Regions from separate parts of the Homo sapiens genome. Here region 2 is linked to region 1. The links are chromatin loops, found by intact Hi-C in ENCODE. Cell type or tissue: MCF 10A. All regions are shown on one strand. Each heading gives the region's core, and the rest is flanking DNA. Links, peaks and the distances in the headings are about the cores only.

Evidence for each region. Hi-C counts contacts between places; a loop is a spot of excess contacts. Peaks named below come from ENCODE experiments on the same cell type or tissue, not always from the same donor. Only the 100,000 strongest peaks of a DNase experiment are listed, where the experiment ranks them.
Region 2: a loop joins it to region 1, with 3 times the contacts of the local background. A loop is called at or near these places in 6 of 110 quality-filtered maps.

The regions. Positions count from the first base shown.
Region 1 is chr1:119,009,039-119,024,959 of GRCh38, forward strand. No RefSeq gene overlaps it. Among named protein-coding and RNA genes, the nearest start is that of TBX15, 29 kb to the left of the region's middle. RefSeq lists an enhancer at 8,050-8,219 and a cis regulatory region at 8,135. In MCF 10A, for the core only: no CTCF peak of the experiment used is centred there; no DNase peak of the experiment used is centred there.
Region 2 is chr1:119,267,566-119,283,486 of GRCh38, forward strand. It overlaps WARS2-AS1 (WARS2 antisense RNA 1), which reads left to right. Exons shown (of 7, transcript NR_125975.1): 7 at 7,623-8,408. Among named protein-coding and RNA genes, the nearest start is that of LINC01780, 53 kb to the right of the region's middle. In MCF 10A, for the core only: CTCF peaks have their summits at 8,037 (motif pointing right) and 9,204 (motif pointing left); a DNase peak (open chromatin) is centred at 8,046.

The sequences.
Region 1 (15,921 bases), core at 4,073-9,072:
CAATTTGTCTTTCTAGCCTTACATTTGATAACTGCACTTCCAAAAATCAAACGCTCTCCTCCCCAAAAGGCAGACATGCTCCCACCCATCCCCTTTTCTTCTTCTTTTCCTTCTTTCTAGTTTCCTCTTTCTGAAACAATAGCGCGGGCTGCTGGAGTCAGTCTGATGATATAATCCTTAAGGCATTCACGGGCAGACCAAGGGCCAAGCTATCAAAGGGTTCAGCTTTTTCTTCTTTTTAAAAGCTGTTTACTATTCAGGAAATTTGGTAATTATTATTTTTTTCTTCTCCATGTAGTGGTATTACCCTCTTCCTTTTGATATTGGATCCTTTATGGGCCCCTAGCTTCATGCTCTAGAGAAAGGAGAAAGATGAAGGGACTGAATTCTGCAGCAGAATGCAATTTTCCTTAATGTCATCACTGCTGCTGAAGACCAGCTGAGGGCTTCCAAAAGAACGGGAACCCCCAGAGCAGTCAGAGAGTCCTCATGTTTCCAGGGGCAGAAGAGAGTGCTAATACCGTTTATTCTTTTACACCACAAACTTGTTTTTGTTTTTGTTTTTTTTGCATGTCACTCCACCAAAATACTTTCAGTGCTTTTGTACTAGGATTGAAAATGCGCACCAGAAGGGGAAAGAGAAGATTAAAATCATATTTTAAAAAAGTATTTGTTTAGAATGCCACGCTGAATTTGGTGTGGGAGGGTTACTAATCAATACTAATATCCTTGGAATATTACATGTTTATCATGGTTTTTCTTGAGTTCAGTATAGTGCCTTGCTTATAACAGGCAGCATGCAACAAATAATTGTTGGTTGAATGTTTGAGAAATGTAAAGCAAAGGAGCACAAACAGGATTGGTAATTTAACTCCATTTAGTTAAAAAATGACAAGTTTCTTGCACTAATGTGTGTCCTACAAAGCAAGACCATTTCTGCTAAATCGTGAGGCACTATGTTTAATCAGTTTAAATTTTGTCTCCCCCACTGAACTGTAACATGAGATCAGAGACTCAATGTTAATACTTTCATTATATACAACATCTTGCATATTGCTGGGTACATTGATTAATCATCTTAGAGTATGGTGAAGGGGAAGATTCAGCTTAAGATGGAACATGTTAAGTGGAAGTTAATGTGCAGGTATCCCCTTGGATAGTGCCAAGTATCCCTGTAGATGGGTAATAGTGGTCCAGGGGTAGGAAAATTTTTGTTCAGACTCCTCCTTTGATTGGGTCATATCTCTTCCTGCCCACATTCTCTCCAGAACTACCACTTTTCCCTCCTGATCTTACCTTATTAGGATATGAATGCACAGAAAAGGGGATGAGTTGAGCTGCACTGTCATAAGCTGTGATGACTGGTTAGCAGTCAGTTCGTGTGGATACTAATGAGATCATCACAGAGGTTCTATCCACTGGGGCACTAGTTTGGCCTTATTCCAAGCACATCCATGACATCCTTTCCTATAAATGTATTCTGCTTGGCCAGAGAGAATCAGGAAAGAGACAACCTTAATATATCTTCACAGAAGGTTATATTTTTTGGAAAAGGAATGCCAATCAATTGGATTTTCCCATAGGAGCCAAGGCATCATGTAGGCTTATGTGCCTGTGCCAGACTGTGTAATAAGACATAGAATATGTTTTCAAGGAGCATTCTATTTTCTCCTCTTTTGTGTTTTTCGTTGAAAATTTCCCCATCACAAACATAGGCACTGGAGATCAAGTTATGGCTTTCCAACTAGAATGACTTCTGCGTTCTTGAATTGCCATCTAAGTAGCACCTTGCACCTAGGATGTAAAGCATAATATGGAATGCTGGCCTTCTTAGTAATGACTATTTCACCTTTTGATTATTTACTACATTTCTGCTTTAGCATGTTAAAAACCCCCTATAGCTGAATTGAATGTTGACTAAATTAGAAGGCACACAATGCTGGGTTTGATCCAAAATCCACAAAATCAGAAGTATTTTCTATCTCAGCCATACACGCTACCTATAATGGTGAATAGCAACTGTAACTAGGCAGGGCTCTTCCTTTTGATCAGGTAAGAAATTTTAAAGAATTAAAGGATTGAAATTGTGTAGAGAGTAATGGGGCTGATGTATCTTTTAAAACCCCGGAATTTATAACAAATGAGAGTTGTTCCTCTAAGAAATTACCCTGGGATTCTATAGCTTATAAAAATGATTGCTCAAAACATTTCTGGAATGCCTCTTTTGGAAATGACTTGAGGGATTCTGCATCATCACTTACTTCAATGCTCTTTTCTTCTTGCTGGCTAATGTGGGTGCGCTCTGGGAAATCAAAGCTGCTCATGCTGAGGAATTAACTCTAAAAGCTGGGAGTATCCAGAGCAGAATAGTATCTTTGCCTAGAAAAATGGTGTCATTTTAGTGGTATTACTGAGATGGAACACACAGCAAGCAAAATGGTGGCCTAAAGCAACTGTGGGCCAGTGGTTGCAGACCTTGGGAACAAAGCTGCCAAAGGAAATCACAGCAGATTCCTAGAGGGATTGTGTCTACCTGGGCAGCCCCAGATATTCCGGGTTTCCTTACTTGAGAGAGAGCTTGTTCTAGGACAGCAGCCCTATCTGGAAGTTTCTGAGATATTCTAAGGAAGTTTTCAAGAAGAATTAGACTAGCTGTAAGTCCCTTCCTTACTCATCTTCCCTCTCAAATACAACAACAACAAAAAAAAACAAAAATGAATGTGTTTGACTAGAATTCAGACTAGTAGGGCTAAACAGTGGAATTATGAAAGTTTACTGATGACATAAATGATGAAAGAGCATTTGTAGTTTAAGAAATTACAGCCACATGGCCAACCACAGGTTTCTGAATGCCCCCAACATAATCTTCCAAAGTGCTGACCACGGAAAAACTCCGCACTCACGACTCAGCTCAGGCCTGCTACCTAGCTGGTGCTGGAATTGTGGGGAATCTTGTGCTCCAGCCTACACAAAATACTGGCAGCTGGAGGTAGAGAAATTGTCCTCTTTGCTCCTTATTGATACTTCTAGGTTGTTATCCCTTTCTTCTCCCTAATTTCCCTGCTGCCCCAGGTTTTGGAAATGATGCTATCAGTCTACAGACTCCCAAGACCACTCTCCCTCATTTCTTGAAGATTTTATTCCTGGATCATTATCATTGTCTCTAGTGCTTCTCCCAGCATAGTTTTTGTGGTTTCATGTTGAAGTAAATGATCTTATAATACCGTAGACTCTTGACCTTCTGTCTTCCAGAGATTATGTTTTCCACTCTATATCAACAGTCATTCCTTGGGCCATATCTCGATCTTTGTCATTACCAAGAGTTGAACCCCCATAATCTTAATTTCAAGCTCTGACCAACATTGCCTCTCTTTCCAGTTCACTCCCTCAATTTGTTGACACCACCAGGACCTTCAATCAACTGATTTTTATCATCGTTCAACATCTCCACACTCCTCACATCCTCACTTCCCGCCTTGCCCTGGGTGAATGCCATGACCCTTACTCACACCCTGGCATCTGGCACATGTACTCAGGTCGTTTACCTCTTTGTCCGTTGTTTCAATCACCTGGCGAAGCCCAGCTCTAGGTTAAATCCAATTCTATCTACATTCTGTCTCCACCTACACCCACACAATGGAATGTGGTTGGAACAAAACAATCAACTGAGCTGACTGCTCTCATTGTAAATTCATGTTCCTTAGCATCAAGAGAGCCCTTAAATGCTGCCTGGCAGTTCTACTACATTTCCCTCTTCCCTAGATGACTATTTCACACCTCCTACTCCTCTCTCCTTAAACTTCCAACACATCCTCCCTCATCCCAGTCCTCTGCTGAGGACCTTGATTCCTATTTCACTGATAAAATTGAAGCAACAAGAGAACTTCTTCATGCTTTTTTTTTTTTTTTAACCACATGTAAAAATCCATCTGCTTCTGTGTCTATATATTCCTTCTCTCTTCTCTGGTCTCCCATCCAAATCCTGTCTACATGTGAACAGGTTGGATCCCATTCCTTCATACTTACTCAAGGACATTGCTCCAGTAATTGTCCTTTCTAACTTCTCAATCATCAAAGTCACCCTCTCTACTGGATCACTCCCATCCAAATATGCAATTATTTTTCTCATTCTAAAAAGTAACTGCTATGGTTTGGATGTGGTTTCTCCCCTCCTAAACTCATGTTGAAATTTAATTGCCAATGTAATGGTGTTGGGAGTTGGGGCCTTTAAGACGTGATTAAGTATTTAAGGCAGATTAATGTCTTTCTTGAAAGACAAGAGTGTTTTTTTTTTCTTTTCTTTTTTTTGGAATGGATTAGTTTTTGCAGGAATGGATTAGCTCCTGAGAGAGAAGAGTGGGTTGTTATAAAGTGAGGTGACCTCTACTGCTTTGTCCTTTTTTCCGCAAGCCCATTTCCTCTTCCATTTCTCCACCATGTTTTGACATGACATGAATGAGACCCTCACCAAAAGCTGCCAAATGCAGCTACCCCATCATGAACTTCCCAGCTTCTAGAACTATGAGCTACATAAACCTATTTTATTTATTAATTACCCTGTCTTGGGTATTCTGTTATAGCAACAAAAAATGGACTAAGACAGTAACAAAACCCTCTTTTGATTCCAAATCACTGTCATACTATTGCATTTTTCTGCTTCCTTTTTCAGCAATAGTCCTTGAAAGGGTTGTCAAGAACATTGTCTCCAATTTTTCTCTTTCCATTCCTTTTTAAATATATTCAGGTAGACTTTTGACCCCACTATCCACCCAAACTGCTTTAATCAAGGTCAACAGTGACCCACACATTGCTAAATCCAGTGATCCTTTTTCAGTCCTCACTGTACTTGACATAGACTAGTCTTTTTCCTGAAGATAGCTTTTCTACTTGGCTTTCAGGGCAATCAAAACTCTACCCTGCTTTTCCTTTTGTCATCTTGTGCTTCTTTTCTCAGGCTCTTTGCTGCATAGTTTCTCATTTCTCTCTACCTCTAAACAGGATCAGTCTTTGCACATCCTCTTTTCCCTGTCCATGCTCACTCATTTAGAGATTTCATCAAGACTCCTGACTGTAAATGCTATCTATATATTAATGACTTTGAAATTCATTAATTAATTAGCCTGGACCTCTCTCTGACTTCTACTTTTATTTATTTTTTATTTATCTTATTATATTTTAAGACAGGCTCTCACTCTTGCCCGGGCTGGAGTGCAGAGGCACAATCATGGCTCACTGCAGCCTCAACCTCCCAGGCTCAATTGATCCTCCCACCTAGGCCGCCTGAGTAGCTAGACCTACAGGCATGTGCCACCATGCCTGGCTACTTTATTTTTTTATTTTATTTTTTGTGGAGATGGGGGTCTCACTATGTTGCTCAGGCTGGTCTCAAACTCCAGGGTTCAAGAAACTTTCCTTCCTTGGCTTCACAAAGCGCTGGCATTACAGATGTGAGCCACCATGCCTGGCCAACTTCTACTTTCAGGTAGACAAGTGATCAATTAACATCTCCAAATGCCCAAAACCAAACTCCTAACCCTTCCATATCTGTTGCTCCTACAGTCTTTCCCATCTCAGTAAATGGAAAGTCTATTCTTTTAACTTCTCATGTCAAAAAGCTTTAAATTATCATTGACTTCTTTTTTTCTCTCAAATATCACAACCAATCTATCAGCAAATATTGTCAGCTCTACCTTAAAAGGTATCCCAAATCTTACCATGCCTTACCACTTCTATCTCCATTATTCTACTCCAAGCCTTCCCTTTTGCATGGTCAATCAAAATAGCCACCTAATTGGTCTTCCCACATCCATCTCTGACCCCTGTAGTCTATTTCTTAACATAATAGCCAACATGAACCTTTTATAACTTAAACCTACAATGGCTCCCCAGTCCTACTTCCCTAGAGTAAAAGCCAAAATCCTTACCATGGCCTGTAAAGCCTTGACCCCCATCAACATTCTGACCTCATCTACCACTTTCCCTCTCATTTACCTGACTCTAGCCACATTGGTCTCCTTGCTGCTCTTTAAACAAGTCAAGCATCCTTCTGCTTCAAGACCTTTGCATTTGATGTTCCCTCTGCCTGGACTGGTTTTCCCTCACGTATCACATTGCTTTCTTTCTCACTTCATTCAGTCTTCTGCTTAAATGAAACCATCCTTTGAAACTCTATTAAAACAAGCACCCTGTATTAGTTTGCTAGGGCTGCCATAACGAAATACCACAGACTAGTGGCTTAAACAGAAATTTATTTTCTCACAGTCGTGGAGGCTAGAATGCTGAGATTAAGGTCTGGCAGGTTTCACTTCTTCTGAGGCCGCTTTTCTTGGCTTTGTGGATGGCCACCCTCTTGCCATGTCCTCACATGGTCTTTTCTCCTGGTGTTCGCCTGTGTGTCCTAATCCCCTCTGCTTATAAATCAAATTGGGTTAGGATATGCCCTAATGGCCTCATTTTAACTTAATCATCTCTTTAAGGGGCCCATCTTCCAAAAGAGTCACATTCTGACATCCTGGGGACTAGGATCTCAACATGTAAATTTGGGGAAAACACAATTCAGTTCATAATGCTCCTTCTCCATTTTCTTTCTATTTCTACATAGCACTCATCACCTGGCAACCTGCCTTTCCTTGCTGGTTTATGGTCTGTATCTCTCCACTACAATGTCAATTCAAAGAGGGCAGGGATTTTTGTCTTTTTTGTTCACTGCTGTACACCCAGTGACTAGAACATTGCATGGCATATAATAAGCACTGAATAAATATTTGTAAAATGATCTAATGGATTTACATACTTACCTGTTCCGTGAAGCCATGTGAATTTGCAACCTCTAACCTCTCTCTTATCAGGGTTGTTTTCCATCAGTAAGCATTAATTTAGCATTTGCTCTGTGCTCAGCGTTGTGATTCATATTGGAGTAATTTGCAAAAACAAAAACACACATAAAAGCCCTCAATCTTTTTGCAACAATTTGTATTCCAAGACACTTACAAATAGGAACACATAAGAGTTTTTAAAAAGGATAGTAATTTATGGTACAAATTTCAACTGCAAAAAAACATATAAGTTGGTAACAAAGTACTCAGGGAAAACTTGTCTTTAAAATGGGGACAGTAATTCTTTTTTTTTTTTTTTTTTTTTTTTTTTTTTTGAGACGGAGTTTCGCTCTGTCGCCCAGGCTGGAGTGCAGTGGCGCGATCTCGACTCACTGCAAGCTCCGCCTCCCGGGTTCACGCCATTCTCCTGCCTCAGCCTCCCGTGTAGCTGGGACTACAGGCGCGCGCCACCACGCCCGGCTAATTTTTGTATTTTTAGTAGAGACGGGGTTTCACCGTGTTAGCCAGGATGGTCTCGATCTCCTGACCTCGTGATCCGCCCGTCTCGGCCTCCCAAAGTGCTGGGATTACAGGCGTGAGCCACCGCGCCCGGCCAGTAATTCTTATGTATTATAGGGGTTTGTGAAGATGAAATATCGTTATAGTTTACCAAACACTACTTCATATTAGGAAAATATTTGTAAGTTATAAGAAGAAAGACAGAGAGACCTGTGGGAGCCATATAAGCCCTCCTGTGGAAGGTTCCTGAGGCTCAAGAAGGAGTTAACTTGTCTGACAATGTCCAGGGGCCTGTTGGGCCCGGCCAGTCAATAAAAGCAGATCACAGATGTAATTCTTGTAACATGAGTCCTTGCTGGGTGCAACAGTGGGGCATGCTGAAGCCTTACAGAGGAGCCCCTCTCTAGCCTGCCCACACAGTTCAATTTGCTCTTAATAAAAATGCAATAAAAACCTAATTTGCCTCCAGACTGTTGAATACTTTTGATTCCAAATTATTTGGAATAGAAATCCTGACTCACAGTAATTTTGGAAAGAAGATGGATGAAGAATTCTTAAAAGAAAAAAGAAGGGAGAAAAAGAGATAAAGTGGCTGTATCTTACCAAACTGACAGTAAAGACACTGCAAGATTTAAAAAAATGTATGGGCCAAAGCTAAAATAATTTTTAGCAGCTATGCAGAAAGACTTTTGTGTTTCTAACAGCAGGTGGGGAAATTCAACCCTTTTTTTAAAGAGTCACATAATTTGGGGGAAGTAGGGCAATGCTAACTGCCATGTCTTCATTATGCCAAAGAAACTATTATAGATTCACTGAAGTCCCAAGTTTGGCTAGATTTTGAATTTGCTAATTCTTCTTCATCATGTTAGCACTGTCCAAAGTATTTGGCTCCTATGCCAAAGACATTAGATTAGTTTGCTGTGTATAGTAATAATAATATTTTATTTAGGTTTTAGATTATCTTCAGATTTCAATTATCTCGGTTGTCTCTTGTTAGTAAGAATAATGGCAAACTGTCTTTAATCTCAAATCATAATTATTTTCTTTTATGAGTTGCATCCATTGTCTCCCTTATCTTCTCTACCTTTATTATCTATCTAATCTGAAGTGTGCACAGGTTTTATACAAAACACATTAGGTACAAGAGTCTTTATTCTCACACAGTCTACTTGCCAGCCCACAACGAATACCACATTGGTCTGGTCTGGTCTAGACTAGTGTTCTGAACACTGAAGATTATAATAAGAGGTGGTGACAGCAAAGGTGGTAGTTTCCTTCTACGATATTGATGTCAGACATTTTCAGAAATAATTTGAACATTCCTAACTCATGCTTATTGGAATTTTATGACTTTCTCACTCATAAATCTAATCCATGCTCAACTGTTTTTATTTCTAGGCCATATAACCCTTTACAGGGTAATAAGTACTGTAATTTTACTACCCACTGTGAAAAATAACACCCCATTCTTGGTTTCAGTAAATCCTCATCGATTCTAAGATTCTAATATTGGTGAACTAATCTCTGTTCACCCTATCTACCAATGTAACTTAAATTATTTCCCCTTTTAGGATTTGCATAGACCCAGATGGCCTAAAATTTTAGGCTGTTTATAAATAATCACATATAAAAACTAAAACAATCTAGGCTAAATTGTTGTGAATTAATCTGAAGAAAAAGGGAAGCAGGAAATAGCAGAAAGTCAAGACAATAATTTTGTTTTCATAACATTATTTCTCTGTACTTCTCTCTCCAATGTAAACTCCTTCAGGATAGAAGGTGGTTTTTATTCATTTTTAGCTCTGCCCTCAACCACCTCCTGCTCCTGACCCACTTCACCCCAGCACAGTGATTCTCAAACATCTGTACATCTAGATCACCTGAAGGGTTTATTAAAATTGATTACAGAGCCCTATTCCTGGAGCTTCTCATTCAGTAGGTGTGGGGTGGAGTCTGCGGATATGCGTATCTGATGAGTTCCCAGGAGACTCTGATGCTGCTTGTCTGAGAACCATACCTGGAGAACTACTCGCTGCCTCAGCATATGGAAGGCTTTCACAAAATGTTGGTTGCATTGAATTGAAGCAACCTACTTGAAGGCAAGACATTAGACAAAGAGTCTAGTAAGATCAGTATATTAGTTGGGGTAGTACCTAAAGTACTGGAACCCAGAGATCCCAAGACAAAATAGCTTAAATATGATAAAAGTGATTTATCACACAACAGTCCAGAGGTAGGTGAGTAGTCCAGGGTAGAAAGGTAGCTGTGCGTGCTGAGTCCGGAAACCCAGGCTGAGGGGTTGACTCTGTCCATCTTTCCTTTGTGGTTTCCAGCAATGGGTCAAACATGCTGTTTCAGGATGTGTGGGCAAAGAGGAACACTTTGCTTTAAAAAAGAAGTGACTTTGAAATTGCACAAATCACTTTTGCTCATATCCCATTGGCTAGAACGAATTTACAGGCCCATACCTTGCTGTAGGGGTAGGGTGGGAAATTTAGTCTCTACCTTGGGCTATGTGCTCTGCTAAAATTCAGAGTGAGGGTTCCATTACTAAAAAATGATATGGACAGGACACAGTGAAATACTGGATAGAAGAGGATGATCTCCATGCAAAGGCCCCAGCCTCAAGCCTGGATCCTGGGGCCCTAAATGAGAATAGGCATTCCTGTTTTTATGCCCCAAAAGTTGCCTTTTGGCCCGCCATGCCTCCTGTCCTGCACCCATATAAGCCATGAATCCCAGGCTCCAGGGACAGACCAGCAAGCCAGCAGACCAGATGATGGATGGTGGAACAACGTGGCAGAGAAAAAGAGAAGAGGAGGAACATCTGAATGCCAAGAGAAGTTTGGCTGGGGGCAGTCAGAAAGGAGTCCAGCTGCTGGGTGGCCCAACTCCAGAGGAAGATCACCTTCCCATTCCATCCCCTTCTTCCAGCTCCCCATCCATCTCACTGCCACCTCCACCACTCAATAAAATCTTGCATTTATCCTCAAGCTTGCGTGTGACCTGATTCTTCCAGGACACTGGGCAAGAGCTCGGGATAAAGAAGGCTGTCACACTGGCCCTCTGCCTTTGCAAAAAGGCAGAGGGTCCACTGAGCTGATTAACACTCAAGCTGTCTGCAATGGCAAAGCTGAAAGAACTTTGTAGCACTGGGGTTGCAGGTACCCACCTCTAGATACTACTGTGGGGCCAGACCCAAAAGCGCTCTCCCTGGGCCCTGCACATGCCCATCTGTATGCTCCCCCTCTGGCTAGGGATTTGAGCAGTGAGGTGACCGAACAGGTGAGCCACAACCCTGTCACACATCCTGCGAGAGGTATCAGGGAACTCTCCCACTTCAAAAGGAGGAAAAAGAGACTGGATACTGGCGGATAGTTGGCAGTTTCTGTCACAAAAACTTTATGGCAAATATACGTGTACAGTGACAAAAATCTGAGCAATAGATACAATTAGGGTTCTCTATGTATTTGTACATATTTTGGGGGGGAATAAAGTGAGATAGGGAAGCAATTACGCTTAATACAGATGTTGTTAATTTGGTATTAATATGGATCTAAAAGCAAGACCCTTTCATTTATATCAACATGTCAATACGCCAGTGTATCAAAGGAGCATGAGAATGTCCTGTACTCACTAGAGGAGCATGGAGGAACACATGGTTTGGTGAATATGAAGTTGTAGGTGTGAGAAATGCATGGAAGTCCAGAATGGAAGCCTTGATAGTAGCTGGGGCAGAAAGAACAATGGGACTGACAGTGGGTAAGAGTGAGACACATGGTGGTAGTTGTTGCAGAATAGTGGGAGGAGAGGAAGAGCACAAGAGACACTCAGTTACAATATAAGCGTGTAGTGTTAGACATCAAGGGAGACCATGGAAGAGAGTAATGTAACCTACATGGGAGGCAGGGAAAAGCTTGACAGGAACATTTTACACGTTACAAACAGCAACAACAGCATGGGCGGGAGTTCTGAAGCACCAAGCTAGAAGAGTGCCAAAGTTGAAAAGGGCTCAGGAAGGGGTTTGTTTCTTTAGCAAAAAGCAGAAAAAGCAATAGATAAGAGAAATGACAGCAGTAGCTGAATTGGACATCAACCGCGATACAGGGAAGGGGGAAGAGATGAATTCAGGATGCCCCAGAGGCAAAAGCAAATGACCATTATGCATAAATGTGGGTGCACACTAATCACCAGGGAATTCTTTGTCTTTGTGCTGAGTTAGAGGAGCTTTAAAGATGACTAGAAAACAGCAAGTAGAAGGGGGAGGAGCCAAGATGGCCGAATAGGAACAGCTCTGGTCTACAGCTCCCAGCGTGAGCGACGCAGAAGACGGGTGATTTCTGCATTTCCATCTGAGGTACCGGGTTCATCTCACTAGGGAGTGCCAGACAGTGGGCACAGGTCAGTGGGTGCGCGCCCCATGCGCAAGCCGAAGCAGGGCGAGGCATTGCCTCATTCAGGAAGCGCAAGGGGTCATGGAGTTCCCTTTCTTAGTCAAAGAAAGTGGTGACAGACGGCACCTGGAAAATCGGGTCACTCCCACCCGAATACTGCGATTTTCCAACGGGCTTAAAAAACGGCACACCAGGAGATTATATCCCACACGTGGCCCACCAGTCAGTCTCACTGATTGCTAGCACAGGGGTCTGAGATCAAACTGCAAGGCAGCAGCCAGGCTGGGGGAGGGGCGCCCACCATTGCCCAGGCTTGCTTAGGTAAACAAAGCAGCCTGGAAGCTCAAACTGGGTGGAGCCCACCACAGCTCAAAGGAAGCCTGCCTTCCTCTGTAGGCTCCACCTCTGGGGGCAGGGCACAGACAAACAAAAAGACAGCAGTAACCTCTGCAGACTTAAATGTCCCCATCTGACAGCTTTGAAGAGAGCAGTGGTTCTCCCAGCACGCAGCTGGAGATCTGAGAACAGGCAGACTGCCTCCTCAAGTGGGTCCCTGACCCCTGACCCCTGAGTAGCCTAACTGGGAGGCATCCCCCAGCAGGGGCACACTGACACCTCACACGGCCGGGTACTCCAAAAGACCTGCAGCTGAAGGTCCTGTCTGTTAGAAGGAAAACTAAAAAATGGAAAGGACATCCACACCAAAACCCCATCTGTACATCACCATCATCAAAGACCAAAAGTAGATAAAACCACAAAGATGGGGAAAAAACAGAGCAGAAAAACTGGAAACTCTAAAAAGCAGAGCGCCTCTCCTCCTCCAAAGGAACGCAGTTCCTCACCAGCAACGGAACAAAGCTGGACGGAGAATGACTTTGACGAGCTGAGAGAAGAAGGCTTCAGACGATCAAATTACTCCGAGCTATGGGAGGACATTCAAACCAAAGGCAAAGAAGTTGAAAATTTTGACAAAATTTTAGAAGAATGTATAACTAGAATAACCAATACAGAGAAGTGCTTAAAGGAGCTGATGGACCTGAAAACCAAGGCTTGAGAACTACGTGAAGAATGCAGAAGCCTCAGGAGCCGATGAGATCAACTGGAAGAAAGGGTATCAGCGATGGAAGATGAAATGAATGAAATGAAGTGAGAAGGGAAGTTTAGAGAAAAAAGAATAGAAAGAAACGAGCAAAGCCTCCAAGAAATATGGGACTATGTGAAAAGACCAAATCTACGTCTGATTGGTGTACCTGAAAGTGACGGGGAGAATGGAACCAAGTTGGAAAACACTCTGCAGGATGTTATCCAGGAGAACTTCCCCAATCTAGCAAGGCAGGCCAACATTCAGATTCAGGAAATACAGAGAACGCCACAAAGATACTCCTTGAGAAGAGCAACACGAAGACACACATTTGTGAGATTCACCAAAGTTGAAATGAAGGAAAAAATGTTAAGGGCAGCCAGAGAGAAAGGTCGGGTTACCCTCAAAGGGAAGCCCATCAGACTAACAGCAGATCTCTCAGCAGAAACTCTACAAGCCAGAAGAGAGTGGGGGGCCAATATTCAACATTCTTAAAGAAAAGAATTTTCAAACCAGAATTTCATATCCAGCCAAACTAAGCTTCATAAGTGAAGGAGAAATAAAATACTTTACAGACAAGCAAATGCTGAGAGAGTTTGTCACCACCAGGCCTGCCCTAAAAGAGCTCCTGAAGGAAGTGCTAAACATGGAAAGGAACAACTGGTACCAGCCACTGCAAAATCATGCCAAAATGTAAAGACCATCGAGACTAGGAAGAAACTGCATCAACTAACGAGCAAAATAACCAGCTAACATCATAATGACAGGATCAAATTCACACATAACAATATTAACTTTAAATGTAAATGGACTAAATGCTCCAATTAAAAGACACAGACTGGCAAATTGGATAAAGAGTCAAGACCCATCAGTGTGCTGTATTCAGGAAACCCATCTCACAGGCAGAGACACACATAGGCTCAAAATAAAAGGATGAAGATCTACCAAGCAAATGGAAAACACAAAAAGGCAGGGGTTGCAATCCTAGTCTCTGATAAAACAGACTTTAAACCAACAAAGATCAAAAGAGACAAAGAAGGCCATTACATAATGGTAAAGGGATCAATTCAACAAGAAGACCTAACTATCCTAAATACATATGCACCCAATACAGGAGCACCCAGATTCATAAAGCAAGTCCTGAGTGACCTACAAAGAGACTTAGACTCCCACACAATAATAATGGGAGACTTTAACACCCCACTGTCAACATTAGACAGATCAACGAGACAGAGAGTCAACAAGGATACCCAGGAATTGAACTCAGCTCTGCACCAAGCGGACCTAATAGACATCTACAGAACTCTCCACCCCAAATCAACAGAATATACATTTTTTTCAGCACCACACCACACCTATTCCAAAATTGACCACATGCTTGGAAGTAAAGCTCTCCTCAGCAAATGTAAAAGAACAGAAATTATAACAAACTATCTCTCAGACCACAGTGCAATCAAACTAGAACTCAGGATTAAGAATCTCACTCAAAACCGCTCAACTACATGGAAACTGAACAACCTGCTCCTGAATGACTACTGGGTACATAATGAAATGAAGGCAGAAATAAAGATGTTCTTTGAAACCAATGAGAACAAAGACACAACATACCAGAATCTCTGGGACACATTCAAAGCAATGTGTAGAGGGAAACTGATAGCACTAAGTGCCCACAAGAGAAAGCAGGAAAGATCCAAAACTGACACCCTAACATCGCAATTAAAAGAACTAGAAAAGCAAGAGCAAACAAATTCAAAAGCTAGCAGAAGGCAAGAAATAACTAAAATCAGAGCAGAACTGAAGGAAATAGAGACACAAAAAACCCTTCAAAAAATTAACGAATCCAGGAGCTGGTTTTTTGAAAGGATCAACAAAATTGATAGACCGCTAGCAAGACTAATAAAGAAAAAAAGAGAGAAGAATCAAATAGATGCAATAAAAAATGATAAACGGGATATCACCACTGATCCCACAGAAATACAAACTACCATCAGAGAATACTACAAATACCTCTACGCAAATAAACTAGAAAATCTAGAAGAAATGGATAAATTCCTCGACACATACACTCTCCCAAGACTAAACCAGGAAGAAGTTGAATCTCTGAATAGACTAATAACAGGAGCTGAAATTGTGGCAATAATCAATAGCTTACCAATGAAAAAGAGTCCAGGACCAGATGGATTCACAGCCGAATTCTACCAGAGGTACAAGGAGGAACTGGTACCATTCCTTCTGAAACTATTCCAATCAATAGAAAAAGAGGGAATCCTCCCTAACTCATTTTATGAGGCCAGCATCATCCTGATACCAAAGCCGGGCAGAGACACAACCAAAAAAGAGAATTTTAGACCAATATCCTTGATGAACATCGATGCAAAAATCCTCAATAAAATACTGGCAAACCGAATCCAGCAGCACATCAAAAAGCTTATCCACCAAGATCAAGTGGGCTTCATCCCTGGGATGCAAGGCTGGTTCAATATACGCAAATCAATAAATGTAATCCAGCATATAAACAGAACCAAAGACAAAAAACACATGATTATCTAAATAGATGCAGAAAAGGCCTTTGACAAAATTCAACAACCCTTCATGCTAAAAACTCTCAATAAATTAGGTATTGATGGGATGTATCTCAAAATAATAAGAGCTATCTATGACAAACCCACAGCCAATATCATACTGAATGGGCAAAAAGTGGAACATTCCCTTTGAAAACTGGCACAAGACAGGGATGTCCTCTCTCACCACTCCTATTCAACATAGTGTTGGAAGTTCTGGCCAGGGCAATTAGGCAGGAGAAGGAAATAAAGGGTATTCAATTAGGAAAAGAGGAAGTCAAATTCTCCCTGTTTGCAGACAACATGATTGTATATCTAGAAAACCCCATTGTCTCAGCCCAAAATCTCCTTAAGCTGATGAGCAACTTCAGCAAAGTCTCAGGATACAAAATCAATGTACAAAAATCACAAGCATTCTTATACACCAACAACAGACAAACAGAGAGCCAAATCATGAGTGAACTCCCATTCACAATTGCTTCAAAGAGAATAAAATACCTAGGAATCCAACTTCCAAGGGATGTGAAGGACCTCTTCAAGGAGAACTACCA
Region 2 (15,921 bases), core at 5,678-10,677, 260 kb after region 1:
CACATACCATCATGCCCAGCTACTTTTTGTGTTTTAGTAGAGACAGGGTTTCACCATTTTGTTCAGGCTGGTCTTGAACTCCTGACCTCAAGTGATCTGCCAGCCTTGGCCTCCCAAAGTGCTGGGATTACAGGTGTGAGCCAACATGCCCAGCCCTATAGATTTACTTTCAAAAGTTGAACAATATTGCATTTCAAGGAAAATTTCCACTTGGTCATGATAGATCATTATTTTAATATCTTACACAATTTGGTTTGCTAATATTTTGTTGGTGTTTTGTATCTATATTCATGAGGATATTTGTTTGTAGTTCTATTTTCTTATAATGTCTGATTTTGGTGTGAGGTTAATGCTGGCCTCAAAAAATGAGTTGAGGGCCAGGTGCAGTGGCTCATGCCTGTAATCCCAGCACTTTGGGAGGCTGAGGCGGGCGGACCACTTGTGGTCAGGAGTTCGAGACCAGCCTGGCCAACATAGTGAAACCCTGTCTCTACTAAAAATACAAAAATTAGCCCAGCATGGTGGTGCATGCCTGTAATCCCAGTTACTCGGGAGGGTGAGGCAGGAGAATCGCTTGAGCCTGGGAGACAAAGGTTGCAGTGAGCCTAGATCACATCACTGCACTCCAGCCTGGGCTACAGAGTGAGACTCTGCCACACACACACACACACACAAGAGTTGAGAAAGAGATAAAGATCAGTACAGAATCCACACATAGAGAATCCAGACATAGGTAATCCACCATAGGCAATTCAATGCTGAAAGGATAGTCTTTTCATCAAATAATACTGGAACAGTTGGACATTTATATGCAAAAAATGTATCTTGACCCATGCATTAAACTATATGCAAAAATTAACTGAAAATTGATTAGAGGCCTAAATGTAAAACTCAAGTGTAAAAATTCTGGAAGAAAATATAGGAGAAAATCTTTGTGACTCTGGGCTAGGTGAGATTTATTAGGTAGAATACAAAAGGCACATTCCATAAATGAAAAAAAATAGATAAATGAGACTTTATTAAAATTTAAAAGCCACCCATATTTAAATAACAGTTTTAGGAAAATGTCATTCAAATATAGACATAAGTTTGGGGAAAATATTTTTAAAACACATATCTGGAAAAGGACTGATACCCAGAATACATGAAGAACCCTCACAACTCAATAATAAGAAAACAACAATCCAATTTCTTTTTCTTTTTCTTTTGTTTTTCGAAAGGAGAAAACAACAATCCAATTTAAAAACTGGGCAAAGCATTTGAACAAATGCCTCATCAAAGACAATACACAGACAGCAAAAATGCACATGAAATGGTGTCCAGCAACACTAATGATAGAGAATTGCAGATTAAAACAAGACACCAGCTGTTAGAAAAGCTGCTGAGAAGAATGAAGAGCAACTGGAACTCTCATACATTGCTGATGGGAATGTGAATAGCACAGCCACTTTGAAAAACAGTTTGGCTGTTTTTTATAAAATTAAAATGCAATTACTATATGACTCAGCAATTCCACTCCTGGATATATGCCTGATAAGTGAAAATATATGTTCACACAAAGACACATCCACAGATGTTTATAGTGGCCTTATTCATATTACTACAAACTGGAAATATTTCAAGTGTCCGTCAAGTAGTAATTGTATTAACAAAATGTGGTGGTACATCCATACAATGGAATATTACTCACCAATAAAATAGAATCAAACTATTGGCAACAACATGAATAAATCTCAAATGCACTATAATAAATGGAAAAAAAACAGACTCAATAAGCTACATACTGCACAATTACATTTATAAGACATTCTGGAAAAGGCAAACATGGGGCAGAAAAAACTAAGTGGTTGTTTGTGGGCTGGGAATTTAGGAAAGAATTTGACAACAAAAGTGCATGAGGAAATTTTTGGGTTAAGATACATGTTCTTTATCTTGATGGTGGCGGTGGACACTGAACTGTGTATGTTTTTCAAAATTCATTGCATTTACAAAGGGTAGATTTTGCTGTACACAAACTGTTTCTCAACAAACCTGACTTTAAAACAAAGAAAAGAATGTCAAAGTAAAGTAGTTTTTTTCATTAGAATGAAGAAGACACAGATCTAACCTCACTTTTCCTATTTTTACCTCACCCTTTGATGGAAAACAGAAATGGTGAAATTGATATTTGTTGAATGGAAGAGAAAACATGGGGTTATATTAAGTGTAGAAAAGTAAGTATAAATTTCAAATAATGAATTAAGGATGCATTGTGATAACTGAATTATAGGCTGTGACAAGGAAAATGAACAAAGGATACATGAGAAGCATACAAAAACTTTCTCTTGTTGAGTATCAAGTGAAATTTACTTCCCAGATGAGGTTACCATGGATCACATTAAGAATTAAAATTCACAGAACTAGCCTTTTAAATTTTTTATTTGATTTTAAATCAACATCTTTTTGAAATTTTTTCTTTTGGCTACAGAACCTGAATCTAGATGTCATAAGAAGGCTACTTTTTAGGCAGTATACGCTAGTTCATTTATAATTGAATTAGAGTGCCACTTTCAAAAGCATATTTTATTAGTAAAAAAAAAAAAAATAAGCAAAAGGCTGAGGCAATTTTTAGGATATATAACTTATGAAGAGAGGTAATTCAAATATATTTTAACTTATAGATGATAATATTTGGAAAAAATAGAAATTCTTAAGTATGTAAACATTTTATATTTTGAAAACTATTTTAATTTAAAAAATTCTTGTCATTTAAGTTTTATAAAGTTGAAATCAAATGAATAATATAAGAAAATATAAGAAAATGTCACACAGGTACTATTTAAATAGTATATATATATGTCATACAGAATATTTTTAAGAGTATTGTTGGATTTAAATTTGGACCATGCCCTGCAATTTTCTCTAGTTTCTTCCTCAGTTTTATATAAATTCAAAATACTTAATCTACAAAAGTATATAATGTGAGATATTATAAACAGCTTTATGCCAAAAAATTTGAACTTTTAGATGAGTCAAATTTCTCAAACAACACAATTTACTAAAGCTGGGGAAAAATATAAGACATCTGAATAGTCTTATACCTAATAAAGAAGTGTAATCCATAATTCAAAGCCTTTCACTACATTCCACTTCCATTAATTTTGTAGTAGCTTGTATTAGATAAACCTTTCTGTAGAAAACAATTATTCTTGAGGGAAATAAAAAAATACTTGAAGGCACTGGATAGTGGCCAAAAGCAGACAGAAATTGGAGAGGAATTCATCCCTTCAATATAGCATTTTTTATGGAGATTTGCCTTGATATGCCTTTTGTCTGAAGGCACTCTGCAGTCTGTACAATATAGGGCTACAAGAATTCAAGAAGAGAACATTATTCTTAGCAGTTCAAGGAATCATTAAATGGAGTTAGGGTTAACAGAACAGAGAGTGAGGTGTCAGGAAGGCGGGAGCCTAAGAGAGAACCCCAAAATGTGCACATAAACTCTGCCCAAACATCTGGATGATCCCTAAACTATGTATGTATGAGGAAGACTCTGAGGAGCCCAGTGAAAAGCAACAGGTGAAAGTCTGAAAGAACTTACTAGAGATTTCAGCTACTTCCTCTCATATGGGAGGGAGTTTGGGGTTTGAGTCCACCCAAGTTAATTGCCTGAGAGAAAAAATAATCAACATTTTTCAGAGGGTGATAACAGTATCCAATCACTACAATGTTCCCTCCAAAATGTCTGGCATACTATAAAAGAGTATTACACACACACACAGTGACAAGAAAATACAATCAAAAGAAATAGCAGTCAATAGAAACATACTCTGACATGACCCAGATTCTGGGGTTAACAAAGACTTTAAAGCAGCTATATAAATGTTTTCAAAGATTTTTTTAAAAACATGATTATAATTAATGAAGAGATGTGGAATTTCAGCAAAGAAATAGAAGTTATTAAAAAGTGCCAAATAGAAATTCTGGAGCTGAAAAGATAAAAGGCATCTACCAAAAATCTACTATAAATATTATACTAAATGGTGAAATATAATTTTCCTCCCAAAATTAAAAATAAGACAAGAATCTCTGGTTTCATTACTTCTAATTAACATGATACTAGAGGTTAAAATTGTAATGGTACAATAAGGAAAAGAAAAGAAATAAAGCATATAAGGATTGGGAAGAAAGAAGTAAAATGTATTATTTACACAGAACACAATTTTGTACCTAGAAAATCCAAAGGAATTTATAGATAAACTTCCAAAGTTAATAAGTCAATTTAGTAAACTCACTGGATTCAAGGACAATTAATAAAAATCAAGTAAGGGTATAGTAGCAACGAACAAGTAGAAAATGAAATTTAAAGAAAATACAGTGGAATAAAAGAACATCAAATATCTAGGCATAAATATAATGAAAAATATGTATTACCTTACACAGAAAACTATAAAACAATATTAGAGAAATTAAAGAAGAGCTAAAATGGAGATCCATAGATTGGAAGACTCAATAGTGCAAAAATATTAAGTCTCCTCAAATTGATCTATACATTCAATGCAATCTCAATTAAAATTCCAACAGATGTTCTTTTTAAAAGTAGATAAATTTGTGTGGAATTACATATAGAAATGTACAATGATAGCAATAGGTAAGAGAATCTTTAAGAAGATTAGAGTTTGAACACTTATCCTATTATATACAATAATTATTATCAAATAATTAATACAATGCAAATAGAGGCACAAAAATAGACAAATAGACCAATGGAACACAATAGAAAGTCTAGAATCAGACCCACACGTATATGGACACCATTGGTCCATGCAGAGCAGTGGGAAAAAGACACTATTTTAATTAATGGTCAATTGGATATCCATATGAGAAAAAACAATCTTGACTCCTGTCCATACGTTATGTAAAGAACCAATTCCAGGGCCAGGCGCAGTGGCTCGCCCCTGTAATCCTAGCACTTTGGGAGGCCAAGGTGGGCAGATCACCTGAGCTCAGGAGTTCAAGACCAGCCTGGGCAAGATGGTGAAACCCCGTCTCTACTAAAAAATACAAAAAAAAACTAGCCAGGCATGGCAGTGTGCACCTGTATTCCCAGCTACTTGGGAGACTGAGGCAGGAGAACTGCTTGAACCCAGGAGGCAGAGGTTGCAGTGAGTCAAAATTGTGTCACTGCACTCCATGCACTCCAGCCTGGGCGACAGGGTGAGATTCCGTCTCTTAAAAAAAATAAAAGAAAAAGAAAAAAAATCATTTCCAGGTGATTTTAGATCAAAAAATGATATGTAAAATAGTAAAGTTTCTAAAAAATAACATAGAATGATATTTTGTATGCCTGGAGCAGGCAAGGATTTCTTAAATAAGAAATAACATTCCTAAAAAAAATTAAAATATTGGCATTTTCTGTTTATAAAAGACACCATTATGAGAAGGAAAAGAAAGTTATAGAATGGAAGAAAATGTATGTATAAAAATATTATATATAAAATGACATTTCATATAAATTTTTCACAATTTAAAAAGTCAGAAAACCTAGTAAAAATTGGATGCTATTTTCTTCACAAAACAGAATATCCACATTGCCAATAAGCATTTTTTTAAAGTGCTCAACCTCATTAGCTATCAGGAAAAAGCAAATTAAAATTACAGTGAAATATATGGTATATCAACAACGTGGCTAACATTTAAAAGACTGAAAATACCAGGTATTTGTGAAGCTATAGAGTAATGGAACACACATACGTTACTATTGGGAGTGTAAATTGGTGCAATCACCACGTTGAGAAACTGTTAGTATATACTGAAGTTGAACATATGCCCACCCTATGACCCACTAGTTCTATTCCTAGATATATGCCCAGAAGAAATGCATACAAGTGTTTACTAAAAGCCAAACATAAGAATGTCCATAACAGCATTATTTAAAATAGCCAAATTAAAAACAATTCAAATGTCCTCAGACAATAGAATGGAGAGATAAACTGTGATATATCCATGAAATGGCAAATTAATTAAAATGAAGACACTGCTGCCACGTACAACAACATGGATGATTATCACAAGTGTAAAGTTGAGCAAAAGAAGCTAGACATCAAATAATACACACTTTATAGAAAACTCAAAAGCAGGTGAAACTAATGTATGGTATTAGCAGTCAGCAGAGTGGGCATCTTTTGGAAGGAGAGTGGAGACAGTGGTTGGAAAGGTGCCCAAGAAGGGCTTCTCAGATGCTGACAGGGTTCTGTAGGTGAGTGATCTGGGTGGTGCTTGCATGGGTTATTTTGTGCTACATGCATATTTTCTGTATGTGTGTTTTGATTCTATAAAAGGTGTATTAAAAAAGGTTATGGAGACAGAAAGGACATAGATGAAAGAACAGGAGGCAAGGCAAATCATCTGAATTTATACATTCTTTGGCATCAATTGTAAAATGCTACAGAAATTTAGAGAAGGGAGAAATCACTGAACTATATTGGTCAGAAAGTGTTTTCTTGAACTTGGTAAAATTGATTTGGGTGTGGAATAATGGCAGGATTTGGACAGGATGAGAGGGTAAGATGGGGACACAGGGACAGTCTTGGAGAGGGTGGGGCCAAGCATATTCCACTCACTGTGATTGACAAAGAGGGGACTTGGTTGGAGGAAAGATTCCCTTTGGAGAGTGAAAAACAGTCCTCATCATATTGCTTGAGCTTTATATGGCACATTATAGTTTACAAACCTTTCTTGTGCTCTCTGTTATTTGATTATAACAATAACTCCATTTATTGCTGATACAGACTCAAGTTTAGGAAGATTAAAGTCATTTGCTTAGAGCTACTTGACAGCTGGGGCTATTTTCCTGGTCTAAGGAACTGCTGAACTGGATCCAATCCTAGTTCCATCCAATCTTAGATCCTAATAGTCATAAAATTCTGAAAGAATGTGTCAGGAGATGATATATCAGGAAATGTAGAGAGTGACCTGTTGGCACAGAAATGTCTTGTAAATACATTTGTCAATTCAATATTTTCTTCCACTGAGTAAAGAAAGGTCTGTTTTCCACGTTAGAACACATATTGAGGTATCCCTAAATCTTAAACAACTTTTCATGATAAACAGCCCTAATGAAATTCCTGGGAAGCTTCTAAGATAGGAGGATTTTTCATTCAGCTTCCTGTGTCCCATTCTTGGGCTTGCAGGCAACCGTAGCCAAGAGCTATGGTCTCTCTTGAGATGGTAGAAAGCTGCCTTGTCACATTAGGCTGCAAAAGTCGTCCTGTTTCCTCCTTTCTCTAAAAGAAGAATGAAGTTCACCTCTGGTGGCTTTATCTTTCCAGGAAAAGGAAACTCAGGTCTAAAGCCATCCATTTACAGATGAGGACACAATTATAAACTGGGACACTTGATGGCTTTCAGCTCACAGCTCTTGTGGCTTAGGTCTCTGGGTGCCAGGTTCCAGACCTGGACCTGCCACAGAAGTATCGGCTGATCTTGGAAAAATCATGAAACCTGTTTGTTTCTAATATCTCCTTGGGATACATTTGGTAAACAGTGCTTTGGCTGAAAAGAGTGGATGCTGGCATGAGGAAAATGGAGATCTTAACAAATGTGTAGAATGTTAATTCTTCCATGTCTTTCTCTTCCTTTAGGTGTTTTTCAGCCCTAGCTATACATTGGAATCAACTGGCAAACTTTGAAAAAATCACAAAGCCTATGCCACAACCCAGAGGTTCTGAGGTGCAGCCAGAGTATAGAACCTGTAATCTAGGTAATGGCTCTCACTGGAAAACAGCTGTGGCACTGGTATAGGAGCAATGAGGGGCTCACGCAGAACTCCCTGTGTGGGCTCACCTGGCCTTCCAAAGGCCCAGCCTGACCACTTGGGACCAAAGTGACCCTTACTATTAAAGGCTTCTAACATTCACAGAAAGAAAGTACGTCAAGGGTGTGTGAAATCATGACAGAAGCTCCTCCTCCTAGGAACTATCACAGGAAATTACCCTTTATACCTAAGAATAAAGACCGAATAGAGAGAAGCCAGCTCTATCCACAACCAACAGATGGCGCTATTGTCCAATGCCCTGCCATTTAGGTCTCTGCCAACCACTTACTCCTTAATACTTGGTAATTTGCTGCATTTGTGCATGATTTTGAAATGTTCTAGAAACATTTTTGACTCCACATATCTGAGAAGTGCAAAAGTAGCAATAATATTAAAAGTGTTACTTAAAAAAGGAGCATAATTATGACAAAATGAAAGTAGAACCATTTTTAAAATCAGAAGGCAGTGAGAAAATAAAATGTAAGTTTGTACATGCATGTGGAATTAATTTTTAGACAGTAGGAACAATTCCAAAGGGCAGAGTTGATCATGAATCCTGAGAAAAGTGTTGTGCCTCTGCAACTGACAATAAAGAGCAAGAGATACGGAAATGAATGAAATGGAAAAGTTTATAGTGTGCGGCTAGATAATTACAATGCCTGATATGTGCTTTATCTTCACCATAAACTATGCAAGTGCTCTCCTTTCTTTCATCATCACCCAGCCAGCCAAAATCAACCACTGTCAATTAGACTGTTTTTAACTTTGGAGAAGGCTGGGGGTTGTTCTAGAATTTGGAACTAAGCATGGTAAAAGCTCTGCTACTTAACTTCTGGAGTAAGTCAGGGACTAGTTCTGTAATCTGAAAGACAATCTATACTCTCAAATCTACGCTACTTCAAGGTGGCAAGGCAGCCCAGTCTGACACTAACCATAACTTCTAAGGAGGTCTATTCTCTACCACACCTGCAGAAATGGCTGGGGAGAAGGGTTAAATTAATGAACTTAAAACATCTTTGGCAAGTGACGCTATTTCTTGGAGAAAAAAAAAGAAAAATAAGACATTTAACTGGTCCATGTTAGGAAAAGATGCTTGGTAGAATGTATCAGCAGGAATAAGAGTATGTCTGATTTAAAGCTCTGAAAGTTTGACATTCTGTTATTTACTGAAAGTACACTGGGAAACTGCAAGCTCAGCCTCTCTAAGACACTTTGAATTTATAGTGTATCAGTCAGGATCCAATTAGAGAAGTAGAATGAATAGGACATAAATATTAAGAGATTTATTACAAAGAATTGGCTTATGTGATTGTGGGGGATGGCTAGGCAAGTCTGAAGTCTGTAGGGCAGGCACTCAGGAGGGCAGACTGGAACTGTCAGGCACAGGTGGAAGCTGCCATCTGCAGGTGGAATTTCTTCCTCTTCAGGGAAGCCTCAGCTCTGCTATTAAGGCCTTTCAGCTGATTAAATTGGGCTCACCTGGATTATCTAGGATACGCTCCCTTTGTTAAAGTCTACTAATTATAGTCTTAAATTACATTTAAAAATTCCATTCACAATAACACCTAGATTTGTATTTGATTCTGTAACCAGAGACTGTAGTCTATCCAAGTTGACACAACAAAAAGACAATCACAGGCTAGATGCGGTGGCTCATACCTGTAATCCTACAGTTTGGGAAGCAGAGGCAGGAGGATGGCTTGAGGCCAGGCATTCAAGACCAGCCTGGGCAACAAAATGAGACCCCATTTCTACAAAAAATTAAAAAAAAAAAAACTTAGCTGAGTATGGTGGCATGTGCCTGTAGTTGCAGCTACTTGGGAAGCTGAGGCAGTAGGATTGCTTGAGCCCTGGAGTTCAAGGCTGCCGTGAGCTGTGATCACTGCACTCCAGCTGCCTAGGTAACAGAGTAAGACACTCTTTCTAAAAAAAAAAAAAAAAGAAGAAAATTAAGACCATCATAAATAGTGTTTGGAAATAAGACTGTTTCTGAGTAGAAGCGCTTCTAGATTAAAAAAAAAAAAAAAATCCCGTATGCCCTAGGAACTGGATTCTTTATATAGAAACCACAGATGTCATGGTCTGGGGGATCTGGTGATATTCTTATGTACATAAACCCATTCATTTATTTAGTTATTCAACAAATTTCATTGCATACTTACTATTTGCTAGTCTCTGTAGTAAGTGCTGACACTATAGGAACATGATCCTTACCCTCGAAGGCCCACAGACTAGTAGGAGAGACAGAGACACTCTGAGTTCCAATACCTTGTGACAAATGGTAGTTCAGTTGAGCCTCTAAACCTAGTTGTGAAATTAAGGAAGAGGCACTTAAACAGAATCTAGACTTAAGCCCAGGGGGATGCAGCATTTAGAGATGGAGAGAAGGGGTGGAAGAAGAGTCATCATAGTGATAATCCCAGCCCCAGACCATGCTGACCCCCACAGAGCTGGTGCTCAAGTGGTCAAACATATTGTAAAGGGCCAACTCAGGGAAGACTCTCCTAGGTCACTCCTACTTTATGTGTTTTTCAGCCTTCCTGTTAATGGTATGTCCACAGCACCTTCAGCCTAGCCTCTAGGTCTTCATGGAGGTGCTGCTTCAGCCAGAGGTGAGTTTGCTGCCAAAACTGAGAACCTGCACCTGCTCCAGGTGCTCAGAGCAATGGCTTTCTCTTCCCATCTCAGCTTGGCCAGTTCATCTGCTTCCCTTCAGAACATCTACCCCCTTTACCCATGTTTTTCCTCCCTTGATGTTTTTCCTCCCTTGACTTCCTTTCAAGTAATCAGGCATGTGCACTGGTCATCTGCACTATTCGTTAGCCTAGGAATCTATTCTTTTTCAAAATGGATTAAGCAATGTCTTCCCTACCTCCATCTCAGGACAGTGAGGGTAAATGAAGCCCACTGTGAAGCTCCTTAGAACTGGTACTGCCACACAAAAGTAAAGTACAGGTTGGGTATTGCCATCATCTGTCTGTCTCTATATCTATCCATCCATCCATGCTGTCTAATCACTCCTAAGCTGTGTGTCACAGAAGGATAGAAAACATTGTTGAATCTATAATACCTAGTACAGTTTCTACAGCTTCTGCACAAAGCAATTGTTCATTAATTTTCTAGTGAAGACAATGATAATGAGACCATCTGAGGGTTTGGGAGACAGATCATTGCAAACAGCTACACCACTGATACTAGAATTCCTAGAATGTCCCATCTCCTACCTCTGGCTAATTGCTTCTTTGAGACTCAGTTTAACACACCATCTTTGCTAAGAAAGCCTTCTGTCCTCAGTACCTTAGTACCAGTACTCATGTCTGAGTTGAGTACCTTCTCCTGCTACCATAGAATCCTCTGCACACTTTGGTCATTTCTCTTACTGTGGTGGACTTTGTCTCTTGACATGAAGGGAAGGTCTATGAAATGAGGGATTATGTTCTAATAATATTTATCAGCATGGCTCAATTCCTGGCACAATGCAAGAATGCCATAAATAATAAATTAGTAGTATGATGTGTATTCCCTTGATTTTTGTCTGAATATTAGCCTCATGCCATATAGACTGTTGTGTAGAGGAAATATTACTTAGATAGGTGCTTAAAGATTTCTTTTGTGGCCTTGTCAAATGGGTAGAAAAAATGAAGTCAGGAGGTCTGGGTTGAGTTTTTGACCCTACATTTTCTTAGAGAAGATATGATTCCAAGCATTGTGCTTCTTTGAAGCTTCTCTTGAGCAGATGTTGTGGGTTTTACTCAGACTGTGTCCCTCACAGGGGCTGGAGACCTAGGAGGTTAGCTTCAAACAGCGACAGCAAAATGCACCAACACCCAAGGAACTTCTAAAGGGTTACTGGTGGAATAATATTATCCTTCCATTTGTGTTAGTTTGTTTTTTAAACCTCAGAGTGTTCATATGTGTCCACAATATTGTGGACTCTTTAAAAGGAGTCAGAATGTCAGAATTTGTTTTTGTATGTCTCGTTTCTAGCACAGAGTAAGCACTCGGTAAATATTTACTGATTTATATTAATATATCTGTCGAGCATGTACCTTCAAGTTTGGGACAAGGTTCTGATTTTATTGCCCCTAGTTATTGATCCATTTCTCTACTAGACCATTTCTTTTTGCTCTGAGGTGCCCGGCAACGTGATAACACAGCACACATATGGAATAGCCTGGCCAGGTTACCTCTTTAGACAGTGAGTCAGAAAGACAAAGGCAAAGGAATTGTGAGTCATGCATTCCAGGGAGGACATACACAGCAACGTAACTCATTTTTAATAACGGGCTCAGAATTATGAATTAAAGCATTAACTAACACCCTGTGGTGTCCTGGAATGTGACCACCAAAAAGTCATTGCCATAGGGGCAGGTCTGGGTTGGTTCAGCAACTTTCAAATGCCAGCTGGACTACAGGAAGAGTTTGTTGCATTAAGTAATTTATGGGGTGCTACGAAGTTCCTTAAGCTATTATTAAAAACATGCAAACTCCTCCTTGGTTAGACCTCTAGTAAGTCAGACTTCTAACTAAGCAGAACTGATAGGCCTGTCTTTTGATGTTTAACGAGTTCTGCAGCAGATGTGAGATGTGATGGACAGGGCTGTGGTGGTGATTTACTGGTCATGAAACAGAATGATGAGAGCCCTCTCCTGAAAAAAGAAAATGTAGCCAAAGGACAGGTTCCCCCCGGCCCCCCACAACCCCTGGCCTTCCTCTCCCACCAATCCCTTCCCCTTCTTTCTTTCTGCATGTGTTTTTGATTTCCTTACCCCCCTGCCTCTCAAGACTGGGATCATTTCCATTCAGGCACACACAGAACACTGCAAGCTAATTAGCCTTGGATACAGCCACAGGAAGTCAGGCTGCCAAATCCTCTTTCCCCCACAATTCCTCAACTTTCTGAGCCTGCCTCAGGCCCATGGCCTTGCACTAGGCCTCTCTGTATAAGTTGCCAGTTCTAATTTTGCAATTTCCCTTCACCTTATCGAATATGCCCCAAGCCTGCCAGTGGATGGAGAGGGAAAGGCTTTGGAGTCAGTCTTGTCCTCTGGACTTTTTCCACTAGCCCCTTCTCTGCTTTCTCCCTACAATTAGGGAGACTTGTTTGGATACAGTTTCAGTGTTGACTTGTTAATCTGACCTTTGTTAATGCTTTTTAAAGGAGAGCATTGCCCATAATGCAAGAAGCTTGGGAGAGTTCCCCACTAGGCTCTTCCATCCCACTCACATCCCCAACTCCCAGGGGCCCTGTACCTCTGACTTTTCATAAAGGTTAAACTATTTTCCCACAAACTGTAGATGTCAGCCCTTCCCTAACTGATTTAGCTTGAGAGCCCTTCACACTTACTGGAATAGGGTGTGAAAGGAAGACGAGGAGAAGAGAGAGGGCTGAGAGGTGGAGAGTTGATAGCCTGGGCTCTGGGACCCATACAGGGGAGGCATGGCGTGTGGGCTCCTCATAAGGGGCACCACTCTATGGAAGCCCTGAATTGGAGGCAGTCAATGGTAGTTCTCAGGTCACATCTAAGCCACAAAATAGAAAATTGGTTGCCAACATTTAAAAATCAGAAGATTTCACATAAAAATCCAAATTGCTTGCTTCCTAGAAGAAAATTAGATCTGGCAACACTGAATCAACGTTCAGGCTTCCATGATACAATTGGCTGAAGCTGAGTAGCTCCTCCATCCTAGAAGTGGAGCATAAACTCTCCAGGTCACTAAAGTCCCCACTCCCCACTATTGTCTTACTTGATATTACCTACCTGGCTCATGAAAACATTTGAATTTGCCGCTTGTGCTCTAAATAGAGAAAGGGAAATTTAATATTGAATCATAAGATACTTGGCAGGCTAGAAAGTATGACTTTTCCTCTTTTCTATATCATTCAATCACATCAATGTACATACCATGTTAAAGTAATTGCCTGTTGAGTTCTTGGGCTTCCTTCCCTATTAGATTGTGAGCTTGCTGAAGGCAGGGGCCTTGGCTGTCTTGTTCATCATTATACCCCCAATGCTTTGCATAGTGCTTAGGCATTCAACACGTTTTTTGACAGAGTTTGTTGATTTGCTTTCTCATTCATCAAACTTTGTTGAATATTTCATGCATTGTGCTAGGTATCATGAAACATGTTCATGATATGTGACATGTTCCTCAGTGAGTTCAGAGAGCAGAAAATAAGATGTGCATAAAAGGCACAGAATTCAAGAAGTACCAAAAAATGTGCTTTTGTAAAGCAAGTTCTATGGGTGAGCTTCTTAGAGAAGGATGCATTTGAGTAGGCTTTATAGGATGGGTAGGATTTGGCATGGTATTCACTTACTTTTTTTTAACCACATACTTTATCTCACCTGTGCATTACAGGGCCCATTTTTTATCTCCAATTTTTATCTCTCTCAGTCTGCCAGTGACTGAATTATATTAATTTCTAATAGTTGTTAAATGGCTTTGTTGCTGTGTGGTGGAGGCCAGATACTATGGAAAGCCATGAGCTCCAGCCCACATTGTGGTAAGCCTAGCAGAATAGAAATAGATGCATAATAAATACTTCCCATGATAATGGGGAGGATTATCAAAAGTCTTGATAATGATGATAATGAAATAGCTTGGGCAGAAGGCGAAAACATTAAATGTACCAAATGTGAAATGCAAAGCAGTAAAATCATCCTGTTTTCATGAGCTTCAATGAAAGAGATGTGCACTGTCACCTAAGCACTCCATGGGGTGCTTTTCTGGACCTATTGCCACCTACAGTGGCACCTAACACCTAAGCTATGTTAGGTAGCAGAGTTCACCCAATCCTTGTGAATCAAAGAAGTCCTCTTGCGCTCTCAGTTCAGTACTTGGAATTCCCTTTTCTAAAAGCCTGTTCACTGTAACCATCATTTGCCATTCAGATGGGAATAATCTCACGTCACCTTTGTTCATTGGGCCTTGCTCCAGAGAGGCAGGAAAACTATGGTCAGGAGTGTTACAGGGAGGGGAAGGTACTTAACCAGGAATATTTCAAAGAAAATAAATCTATGCCTAACATGTTTTCTTTTACACAAACTACATAGCACTTGAATTATGTTACCATTGATAGAGTGTCATTAAATATATGCTTAAACTATGATCAAATCATGATGGGTGTCATTAGTAAAATACCACTAAAGGGCAAGTATTTGAAAGTTCAGTATTATTAGTTCAGTAGAAATTAGTATACACAGTTCATGGCAAAATGCTCATTCCAGGAGCCCTATAGAAAGATATCTGCAATAGTCATTATCAATACAATCTTAGACCTCTTAAAAAATCTGAAATTATAAATTATATACATATAATAATGGTATAGATATGCTAACTATAAAATGAAAACCTCAGCTCCAAAGAGGCTTGAGTTTTCACATTAGATATTTAGTCATCTAAATTCTGGATAGGAAACACTTAACATCTATATTGTGACTCAACCCTCCCATACCCATTACAGACATTGCTAATTGATCACAGAGCTTTTTCCTATGGTACTAAGAGTTGTCCCTCAAAGACTTTTCAGATTATATTGGCTTCATATGCTTTAAATTTGCATTGTATGGTTAATTTGAACGTGATGATACTTTCAATATATTCCTGCTGGCAAGCTGGGTTTTTTAATAATTTTAATTTGCTAAGATCTTCAGATCTGAAATTTTGGAAAGGGCTCCACTTGTTGAATAACATGCTTGAATACTTCTATGTTTACAGTAGATGGGAGAGAATCTCAGCATATTTTTCTTCTGGTTTTCATGTGGTCAATGATATCATTATGGCACCCATGGTGGATGGGGCAAATGTTTACAAACAGCCATAAAAGCTGCGTTGCTTTACAAATATTACAAAAGTTTATTAATTTGAGAGCTTCACAGATAGCATAAGTCTATGAATGAATGCTCAAAGAAAACTTAAGAAACAAAGATTTTTCAGCACTGTGCTCAGACTGCCACTCCCAACTACTGAACTTAACATTCAAGTTGAAACTTATTTTCCATCCATAATGTAGATCTTCACAAAAACAAAATGTTTCTGAAGATATATTTCAGGTCACATCAAAGAGTACTTGTAGAGTGCTTAACAGCTCACCTGCAGTATTCAATTTAATCCACCTAATA